2 separate regions of the Homo sapiens genome follow, and region 1 is linked to region 2. A link is a loop called in an ENCODE intact Hi-C map of the cell type or tissue named here. Cell type or tissue: endothelial cell of umbilical vein. All regions are shown on one strand. Links, peaks and the distances in the headings refer to the core of each region. The heading gives the core; the rest is flanking DNA. Region 1 overlaps ZNF664-RFLNA (ZNF664-RFLNA readthrough). Region 2 overlaps ZNF664-RFLNA (ZNF664-RFLNA readthrough).

Evidence for each region. A loop is a pair of places that touch in the nucleus more often than their neighbours do. Peaks named below come from ENCODE experiments on the same cell type or tissue, not always from the same donor. Only the 100,000 strongest peaks of a DNase experiment are listed, where the experiment ranks them.
Region 1: it touches region 2 in a loop (3-fold over the local background); 7 of 110 quality-filtered maps call a loop at or near these places.

Annotation. Positions count from the first base shown.
Region 1 is chr12:124,295,376-124,300,743 of GRCh38, reverse strand. All of the region lies in intron 3 of ZNF664-RFLNA (ZNF664-RFLNA readthrough), which reads right to left. It overlaps RFLNA (refilin A), which reads right to left. Exons shown (of 3, transcript NM_001365156.1): 1 at 5,108-5,368. The coding sequence starts at 5,314. Among named protein-coding and RNA genes, the nearest start is that of RFLNA, 3.0 kb to the right of the region's middle. In endothelial cell of umbilical vein, for the core only: no CTCF peak of the experiment used is centred there; no DNase peak of the experiment used is centred there; H3K4me3 peaks cover 1,778 bases; H3K27ac peaks cover 1,614 bases.
Region 2 is chr12:124,051,530-124,056,897 of GRCh38, reverse strand. All of the region lies in intron 2 of ZNF664-RFLNA (ZNF664-RFLNA readthrough), which reads right to left. Among named protein-coding and RNA genes, the nearest start is that of ZNF664-RFLNA, 81 kb to the right of the region's middle. In endothelial cell of umbilical vein, for the core only: a CTCF peak has its summit at 2,860; a DNase peak (open chromatin) is centred at 2,837; H3K27ac peaks cover 357 bases.

The DNA.
Region 1 (5,368 bases), core at 171-5,170, 240 kb before region 2:
CCATCCATCCATGCATCCATCCACCCTTCTGCCCATCCATCCATCCTTCTATCTATTTGCCCATCGATCCATCCTTCTATCTATTTGCCCATCGATCCATCCATCCATCCATCCATCCACCCATTCTTCTGTCCATCCATCCATCCATCCATCTATCTATCCATCCATCCATCCATCCATCCTTCCCAACCCCAGCACTACCTCCCTAGCTCCCTTCCCTCTCCTCTCTCATACTCAGTTTCACCATCACAGACAAGAAGCAGAAATGAGAAAATCCAAGAGTCCCAAGGGTCCCAGCCAAGGTCCAAAGGGATGGCTGAGACCTCAGGCGGCCTCCAAGAGCTGGGCCCCCAGGGGAGTTCTTAGGGATGGCTTCTCTTGCAATGTGGGTCCAGGGATCCAGCACGTCTTCCTTAGGGAAGCTCTCACGTACACTCTTCAGAAATCCACCCACTGCATAAACAAGACTGAGGGAGGCTGGATGGAGGGAAGGAGCCCTGAAGGTGACAGAGCCCAGGCCACCAGCTGTGGGTGCAGTCCAGGGCCAGAGGCCCCGTCTCTGCATCTGGGAGGCAGCAACAGCTCAGATCTGTCACCACCTGCCATTGCCCCATAACAGGCTGAGTCCTTTGCTTGCCACAGGGGGGCTGTTCATTTGAACATGAACCCCAGAGAACACAATGTAAGATCCCAAATGCCACTTTCAGCCTCCCTGAGTGCAGTAAGATGGCACAGGGCTACTTCTCCGAACTGCCCATATTCACTTAGGGAGATAGATCTGCCTCAAAGCCATCCTCATTCCTCCACGATGCCAACCCCTAAATGCCCACAGCTCTGCCGGGCAGGGCGGGGAGGAGGAGAAGAGCAATGGGTGTTTGCTCAATCTGCAGTGACAGTCCAGGCCCTGGGAGCTCAAAGGCAGCAGAGGCAGCAGCTGTGTTACTCACCCACCCCGCTTTAAATATCTGTGAGCTGACAAATGCCCATCAATCAGAGTGGATAAAGAAACTGTGGTATATATATACGCCATGGAATGCTACTCAGCCATAAAAAGGAATGAAATCATGGCATTTGAAGCAACCTGGATGGAATTGGAGACCATTATTCTAAGTGAAGTAACTCAGGAATGGAAAACCAAACACTGTATTTCTCATTTATAAGTGGGAGCTCAGCTATGAGGATGCAAAGGCATAAGAATGACACAATGGACTTTGGGGACTCAGGGGAAAGGGTGGGAAGAGGGTGAGGGATAAGAGATGACAAATTGGGTTCAGTGTGTACTGCTTGGGTGGTGGGTGCACCAAAATCCCACAAATCGCCACTAAAGAATTGACTCATGTCACCAAATACCACCTGTTCCCCCAAAACCTATGGAAAGAAAACATTAAAAAATAAATTTAAAAAAACTGTGGGCTGAATGCAGCTGACAGACAATCTCCTCTGCCACCAGGCCCAGTGGGCAGGCTCTGCTGTCCTGGGCCATGCAGGAGACAGGTCCCTGCCCGCATGGAGACACGCCCTACACTGATGCAAAATGGCCACATTCTGCGTCCCGCACGGGCACCCTCCTCACTCAAGTCTCTCATTTGAGTTTCTAATTTGGGGAGTGTGGAATGGAAGCTCATGATGGCTTTTTAAAAATAAAAATAGAACAGTCACAAGTAGTTTTTAAAAGACCAAATGGAATTTTAACTTTTGGCCTCAGCTTCACCTAGAAGTCACTGACCTGGCCTCTCCCGGCCCTCCGGTGGTCCCTGCCTCTTTGTGGCTCCTCAAGGCATTTGGTTACATGCATAAGTTCTTTAGTGGTGATTTCTGAGATTTTTGTGCACCCATCACCCGAACAGGCCATGCCTAGCTTGCTTGTGCCTCAGGACCTTTGCACATGCCATTGTCTCGGACTGAGCACATCTCAGCCCTAGAACTGTAAAGTTCGTACCCTGAGTGTGTGTGGGTTTCTATTAACCACCACCTCCCTGTCTACCTGCCTAAAGCTCACCTCTCACCCAGCTTCTGGCCTTAAGGACACTTCTCCATCCACCTGCTGCTGCCACACATAGTTCAGCTGGTGGCTGTGTCTCTTCCGCTAGGATGCCAGTTCATGAGGGCAGGGACCGTCAGCATCTTGTTCACTGCTGTGTCCTCCATGGCCCCAAACAGAGCGTGACACACAGTAGGTGCTCAGTAAGTACTGGGGGGACCAATGCCTGATTCCCAGCTCTTCGTCTGGCCTGGGAGTGATCGGGAATGTTCCCACCTTTGCTCCAAGAGTGAGCACAAAAAGCCCATGGTGAGTGGGGAGGGGGTTCATTCATATCCAGCCTGGCCCCCAGGGCCTTTGATGTCTTGGGGAGTGATCTTACAGCCAGCCGCTTCCCAGATACCCTGCCTTAGTGGGTGGGGGGCGTCCAGGAGGCAAGTCCAGCTTATTCAAACAAAGTGGGGGGGCCTCTTTAATGAAGTGAAGCGTAGGCAGGTTTAACATGCACGTCCGTCCAGCCTCCTAAAGTAGGTGACAAGGTGGTGAGGACCTCAGTGGCTTAGATTTGAGGGCGGGACTGCAGTCCATCCCAGCAGCTGAGGCATATGCCACCAACTTTTATCAGAAAGGTGGTGTCGTTCACTGGATAGTGGAACAAAGACACCCACCCTGCCAAACGCGGTCTGAACCTGAGGCCCACATGGAAACCCGGCACCGCTCACCCCATCCTCTTCCTCGGGTGTTGGAAACCCTCAGCCGCGAGGCGCAGCACAGGTTTCCGCCTCTTTGTCCTGAGACAGTATGGGGTGCCGATATTTGCACCTAAAAAGCACTCTCCCTGAGTCGTCAGTGAGCAGGGTGCGGTTAAACACCGCTCAGCAAAGTTTAGCGGGAGTTAACGGGGAGGTGGGGCGCCCTGTGGGGTGGGCGATGGGTGGGTGGGCATGGCCACAGCGGCAAGCCCCAAAGCTGAGAAGAGTGGGCGCCAGGCAATCCTTTCTCCCTTTTATTGAAAGCAGCCCTTCAAACCTGGTAGGTACACAGGCATTTTGTTTTCCAATAAAAAAAAAATCACAGGTAGTTAATTAGCTGCACAGTGAAAAGGGGGATAATATGAGGTTGAAGGGCAGACTCTGCAGTCAGACTCTCTGGGTCTAGCCCAGCACAGCCGCTTCCTGGCTGGGCAACTTTGGGCAGGTTGCTAACCTCCTCTGTGCCTTGGCTTCCGCCTCTGGAAAATGGGGCTAATTGGAGTGTAGGCTTCATGGGAATATAGTGAAAATTAAATGAATTGGTGTAAATAAAGAGCTTAGGACAGTTATCCTGGCACACGGTATGAGCTATCTAAATGCCAAGTATCATAACCCATGAGGAAACAGCCCCGGGCTTTGCTTTTAAGCCAAATTAGAAGATCAGGGCAACACAGTTTCATACCTGGCATCTAGTGAGCAGGAAGGGGAAAAAATAAAGTCAAGTAGAAGAGCCAAGACAAGTAAGCCAGCCATGCTATTCTTGCGGCAGCCACGGGCTGGCCCGGATGGCAGAGAACGCTTCCAGAAAACCCTCTGTAAGGAGGCTTCTGGGTCATGGAAGGAACCAAGGAGAAGGCGGATTCCAGGTCGTTTTTCTCCAAGCCCCACTGTGCAAGGCACCACGGGGATTCAGTCCCAAAGTGTGCAGCTCAAATGGGCGACAGTGCCAAGTCCCAGAGGCTCTGGCAGGAAAGCTGGCCCCCTTTAGACAGCAAGATCAGGTTCACTTCAAACAGCCCTGGTCACCTCTATCAACTCCTGGAAGTCCTCACTGCCCCTTCCACCCGCCAGGCTCCCATAAAGAGACCAAAGTTCAAATTTGCTGCATGATTTGGTCTAAGATAGTGACTCCCAGACTTTGCTGAACAGTACAATCACCCAGGGAGACTGAAACCCTCCTGATGCCGAGCTGCACCCCCTATCAATTCAGTGAGACTATCTGGGCGGTGAGTGTGGGTGGGTTTTAAAGATTCTCCAAGTGATTCCAATGGGCGACCAAGTTTGGGACCCACCAGGCTAAGAAACAAGCAAGGCACGAATGAAGGTCATATCCTGAGGCTTGAGGCCGGGGAGCCGCTCCTTTCCGCTGTGGGGAGGAGGATTTTCAGCGGCGGGGAGGCCTTTTTTGCCCTGTGAGTGCCAGGCAAGAATCCCCGGGGCCCCAGGAAAGGGGAGTGGAGCCAGCACACACGCCCCAGCAGTAAAGCTGTTAAGGTGGGCAGGGCGCAGCCAGAGAGCGGGCAGGGATGGGCAATCACTCATTTCAACTTGTCATTTCCTCAGGCTGCAAAGGCGCCCGCTCGGCCCATATGCTTCCCCGCCTGCCGGGGGGTGCCCAGTCTCAGGCAAGGCGCCAAGCTGGGTCCCCACCGGAGTCCACCCCCAGGCTGGACTTAGTCTGGCAGGAGACAAACTCCTGAGTTTCCTGACCCGAGGTTCCAGCCTCCCCCTCCCGCCTAAGCTCCACGTCAACATGCCTTAACATCCCGGGAAGGAAGGAATCCTGTCTGGGTTTGGTTATTTAAAAAAAAGAAAAGAAAAGAAAAGAAGAGAAGAGAAGAGAAGAGAAGAGAAGAGAAGAGAAGAGAAGAAGAGAGAGAGAGAGAGAAAGAAAGAAAGAAAGAAAGAAAGAAAGAAAGAAAGAAAGAAAGAAAGAAAAGGCTTTCACATTGGCAGCGCCCGGACAGTAAACAGGGCACCCGGAGCAGCAGAGGGGCCGGGTCCAGATGTCTGCAACATGCTGGGCCTCTGGGCGCAAGCCCACCTAGCCAACAGCCAACTTCTTTGGGAATTTCGGACCGTCCTTTACCCCGCCCCATGAGCCCCCCATTATTACTGACAATAGGAAGAATCACTCTGGAGGGAGGCCCACCGCCAGGGAGCCGTCTCCAGGTCCGGGGTCAGCCTGGATCACCTCCCCCTACACACCCTGGTCCCCACCTGAGAAGCGTGGCTGTCACTGGCCACCTTCGTGGTTGCGGGGCAGGTAGAGGAGGAGGCACGTCCTGCTGCTGCAGTGGCGCGCGTCTCTGGGGGCAGCCCTCACCCACCCGCCCACGCGGTCCCCCGTTTGGGAGAGAGAGCGCCTCCTTACCGCTCTGGCCTCGCTGGGTCCCGGGGGCTCCGAGGAGGCGCCGGCGCCCCCCGCGCGCGCGTCGAGGATGCCGGGCGCCAGGGAGTAGAAGGGCGGGCTGGGGCTGGGGCTGGGGGGCAGCCCGGAGTCGGGGCTGTCCAGCAAGCCCTCCCGGCCCTGCTCCTTCAGGCTGTCCTCCATGCCCTGCAGATGCAGGTGGCCCACCATGTCTGGGGGGCGCGGGGCGCGGGCCCCCCGCTCCTCCGGGGGCTTCTCCACCGC
Region 2 (5,368 bases), core at 53-5,052:
ATTGCTGTGTAACCAAAGGCCATAAACATCTGAGTGACATTCAGCAATAAGCATGTATTTCTCACCATTCGGATTGGTTAAGTGTTGACCGATCTCGCTCAGCTCAGTGGTTCTACTTAGGGTGCCCAACTGTTCCAGTCTTCCCAGGACAGATGGGGTTTCTGGGATGTGGAACTCCCAGTTTTAAAACCAGGACAGTGCTGGGCAAACTGGGAAAGGTAGTCATAGTCATTCCATCTGCACTTGAAGCTATGGTTCCAGGCTGAGTTTGGCTATTTGCTGAGGTTGGGCTCCAGGTGCTCATACGGGGACTCAGACTGAACGGACAGTAGCCTGCCAGGCAAGCTCTTCTCATGGTGAGAGCACAGATGCATGAGGGCGAGTGGGAACACGCCATGCTTTTTAAAGCCTAAGCTTAGCCAAGAGTGGTGGCTCACGCCTGTAATCCCAGCACCTTGGGAGGCCAAAGCAGGTGGATCATCTGAGGTCAAGAGTTCGAGACCAGCCTGGCCAACATGGTGAAACCCCATCTCTACTAAAAATACAAAAAATTAACTGGGCGTGGTGGCAGGAGCCTGTAATCACAGCTACTTGGGAGGCTGAGGCAGGAGAATCGCTTGAACCTGGGAGGCAGAGATTGCAGTGAGCTGAGATCGTGCCATTGCACTCCAGCCTGGGCATCTCAAAAATAAAAATAAAAATATAAAATATAAATAAAGCCTAAACTTAGAACTGGCATGCCGTCACTTCCAATAAGCAGAAAAATCAGAAATTCTTGACAACACTGTTTGAGAGCCCTGATCTGTCCATGCTTGAAGCAGTTATAACTATCCTGGACTTTTCAGTTATATGAGCCAGTGGTTTTTAACCTAAAGTCAGTTGAGTTAGGTTTTCTAACATCTTTAAACAAGCAGGTTCATATTACAGGGATCACAGGTCTCTCTCTCTCTCTCTCTCTCTATTGTTCTTTTAGGATAAGTAAGGCTGAAAGTTGGACTAGAGATACAGGCAACTAGTAATAAGTTATTGAAGTTTACAAAAGAAAACGCCCATGAAGTATTGCAGCGGATAGGAAAGGAGGGAAGGCTTCAGGATACAGCCCCGCAAAATAAGCGCCAACTCCTGACACCCTGTTAAGGGTCCCCACAGAGGCCCACCTAAATGCCCATCTCCTTTAGATAGAAATATCCTATGCTTTCCTGAAACTAGACTATTGGATGTTCCCCAAACAAAGCCCCCTCTTACCCATTTTGTTTAACAAACCATTTATTAAACACCGACTGTATGTGATGCACTGTGCTAGGTTCTAGGGATGGGAGGGAGGGCAAGATAGATGAGGTCCTTTTCATGGTACAAATAGTGAAGCTTGGATGGCTGGCCTCAAACAAGCGATATCCGTAAATGTGGTGCGTGTCCTAATAACAGCACATTCGGCAGAATGAGACTCAGGGAAGAGGTCCCACATTTTCACTGGTCAAAACCTATTCATCTGTCCTAAGAGACACCACTTGCTATAACAAACCACCCCAGCAGCTCAGTGGCTGAATTCTATCTTCTCTTACATCATAGTGTGATGTGGGTTGGGTAGCTCTCCTGGACAGCTCTTTTCAACAAGCACTCAAGGATACTGGCTTCTACCACTTATCTTAAACATGTGGGCTCTGTGTGGAAGAGAAAGGGAAAGCTTGGATGGCCACACAAGGGGTGTTACAGTCAGACATGGAAGTGGCATATTTCTTTTTTTCTTTTTTCTTTTTTTTTTTGAGACAGAGTTTCACTCTTATTGCCCAGGCTGGAGTGCAATGGCGCAATCTCAGCTCACTGCAACCTCCGCCTCCCAGGTTCAAGCAATTCTCCTGCCTCAGCCTCCCGAGTAGCTGGGATTACAGGCATGTGCCACCACGGCCGGCTAATTTCGTATTTTTAGTAGAGATGCGGTTTCTCCATGTTGATCAGGCTGTTTCGAACTCCCGACATCAGGTGATCCACCTGCCTCAGCCTCCCAAAGTGCTGGGATTACAGGTGTGAGCCACCGCGCCTGGCCGGAAGTGGCATATTTCACTTCCACCACTTCTGACTGGCTCTATCGCATGGCCCAGCCACGTGACTCTAACCTCATTGCAACACAGGCCCGGGAAGAGAAAATGGGATGGGTGGGCATCCGGCCCGTCCCTGCAGTGTCATCTTTCAAGGTCTGCCTCCAGTGCCACCAGCTCCACGGAATGGGAGATATCCCGTCCCCTGAAGGAAGGTCCCTCCCTCTTCTCACTTGCTCTGCACTTTACTGGTGACTGTGATGGGCTTCACTTTCTGTTTTGGCCATTTGTGAGTCTGTCTGTCCCCTCCTAATTAGATGGAACCCTCTTGAGGGCAGAGATCCTGTCTAAGTCGCCTTAGCGTCTCCCATAGTATCTGCCACGCTCACGGATGGTGGGCAGCCCACATGTTTATGTGCTGAATTGAGGATGGCAAACCGCCATCACTGGTTTGAACCGTAGAGTAAAAGTTGAAATGTTCTTTTCCCATTTCTTCTCTCAGGCCACCCTGAGACCAATTCTCATTCTAAAAATAATTGCAGTGTCTTTTAAAGGGGAGATTTCTATGTGCCTATAAAATCCCACCATTGACATTTATACCTATGTTCCGTTTCTTTCTACAATTCATTATATTTTTCCACTCTTTACTTCTAGCGAATGGAAAGTGGGTTTAAAAATAGACCAGTGTATTACAGGAAAATTCTCGATCCTAGAAAAAACAGAGAGGGCCACTTCAAAGGAAGTGAGTGGAGCTGCTCTCCTGCGGGCTTGGAGGTTGAAGGACCTTTGTTTCTCATGCGTTGTGCTTGACTGCCCCCTTGCTGGTACGCAGCAATCACGGCCTGTTCTAGCAGAGAGAGGGGGGTTTTGAAGAAATAAGCTTCCCCGGAACTGCGTCCTGAAGCTGTCTGCACGGAAATATGTACAAAGGGAAAAGGAGGAGAAAGAAATGTGGAACAGATCTAGTTGATTCTCAGTTGGCATATCACAGGGAACGTTTTCTATCCCATTTCCCTGTTCAGCGCGAGAGGTGGGGGTTTTTCCTCTCTCCTTGCTGTCGCCTGCCTTTATTTTTCTGAGAGGCTTTTTCTGTTCACTTTACTCTCGTCCTGTTAAGCTGCCTCCCTCCACTCTCTCCTTGAAGCCAAAGACTCAATTCCACTCTGCCTCCTAGAGTTATGAAGACCTTGATTTTTTTTTTTTTTTTTTTAGACAGGGTCTCACTGTGTTGCCCAGGCTGGAGTGCAGTGGTGCAATCTTGGCTCACTGCAGCCTCAACCTCCCAAGTCCAAGCCAACCTCCCACCTCAACCTCCTGAGTATCTGGGACCACAGGCACGCACCACCACGCCTGGCTAATTTTTGTATTTTTTGTAGAGATGGGCTTTGCCATGTTGCCAGTTCAAGTTCAGGCTGGTGTTGAACTCCTGAGCTCAAGCCTGCCTCAGCCTCTCCCAAAGTGCTGGGATTATAGGAATGAGCTCCCCGCCCGGCCGAGACCTTCCTTGACTTTTAGAGCTGAAAAAAGACTAATCAGCAGCTTGTAGGGCTTTTTCATTTTATGGAGGGGGCATCCTGGTAATTCGTCTCTTCTTTTGTAGTTCAGAGAGCTTCCATTGGGGATTTTCAACTAAAATGCAGGACTGCAGAATCCAATTTGTGAAAAGGCTCTTAACCAGGACCTGGGAGGAGATTTTGGAGCTTGAAGGTTCCTTTCTAAGCTCAGGTTAATATATATAGGACTGAAAGCACCTCCGGAGCAGTGAGGTGTCTGGGGTCCAGACACAGGGAGATGGCGCAGGGGCACCCAGCACACGTTTCCACGTGCCCTTTCCCTTTCATCTTCTCCTCCACTAAAGACAAGGTAGGGCTGATATTTTCTTTCACTTAAAAGAAAACAGAATCCCGGGCGCGGTGGCTCAAGCCTGTAATCCCAGCACTTTGGGAGGCCGAGGCGGGTGGATCACGAGGTCAGGAGATCGAGACCATCCTAGCTAACACGGTGAAACCCCGTCTCTACTAAAAATACAAAAAATTAGCCGGGTGCGGTGGCGGGCGCCTATAGTCCCAGCTACTCAGGAGGCTGAGGCAGGAGAATGGCGTGAACCCGGGAGGCGGAGCTTGCAGTGAGCCGAGATTGCGCCACTGCACTCCAGCCTGGGCGACAGAACGAGACTCCGTCTCAAAAAAAAAAAAAAAAAAAAAGAAAAAGAAAACAGAATCTGTGGCCCTCAATCCATCATGGTAGCGCCGGGCTGGGAGCCGTCCTTTGACACGTTCATCTGGGGTGTTGGGGACTCAGGAGACAAAACGACTTCCCCCGCCTGTTATGGAAATCCCAACAACCCCTGGAGATATGAATGCCTCTTGGGAGGGGAAAATCATACCGAAGGATCAATTTGATTTCTTCATCACCAGAAAATTAGATCCCTGATGACTTGGTGTGAGTGTCCTGGAGACTCTTCGTCTGCACCTCTCCCACAGCCCAAGCTAAAGCCACCTCCCCATCCCTCAAAACCTGTCGTTTCATGGAAGCAAACAGATTTAGCAAGAGTTTTTTCAGTCCTCACTAAATGTTTTTTTCTAAACAGTCACTTTACTAGGAAGTGAAATACTAATGTCTTCACCTAACTCAACCACCTGGACCAAAGAGTAACTGAGTGAAGCCATTTCCCGAGAGATGGGAGGCAGCCTTCCTTCCATCTGCAGCATGTATTCAGACACAGACTTACAGGTCACATTTCCACAACGTCTACAAAAGCCCCAGAGGAAAGAATTAACGGGGAAAACAAGTGTTTAATTCTTCAAGTTAAGAACAACCACACACACACACATACACACACAGGCCTACGGGAAAAAACACGCATTATGCCTAAACCATTAGATAAACACCACTTCCTCTTCCAGTTATTTGAAATCCAAAAGATCTAATTATTGGATTTTCTTGCATTAGCCTGACTCCTTAAAGGAAGGAGCCAAATAAATAAAACTGAATTCACAGACCCCAAATCATTTGCGCTGTATTAAAATCTTCAGAAGTTGAAGGTGAAGGCCAAGTTTATGAATACAAATTGCTCCTATAACGTGAGGAATAAAATAACGTGTTTTAACTGTGGAAACTGAGGCATAAAGCGTAGTACAGACCTAAGAATAAACACAGGGTTGGGCGCGGTGGCTCACACCTGTAATCCCAGCACTTTGGGAGGCCGAGGTAGGTGGATCACTTGAGGCCAGGAGTTCATGACCAGCCTGACCAACATGTCAAAACCCTGTCTCCACTAAAAATACAAAAATTAGCCAGGCGTGATGGCGCACGCCTGTAATCCCAGCTAC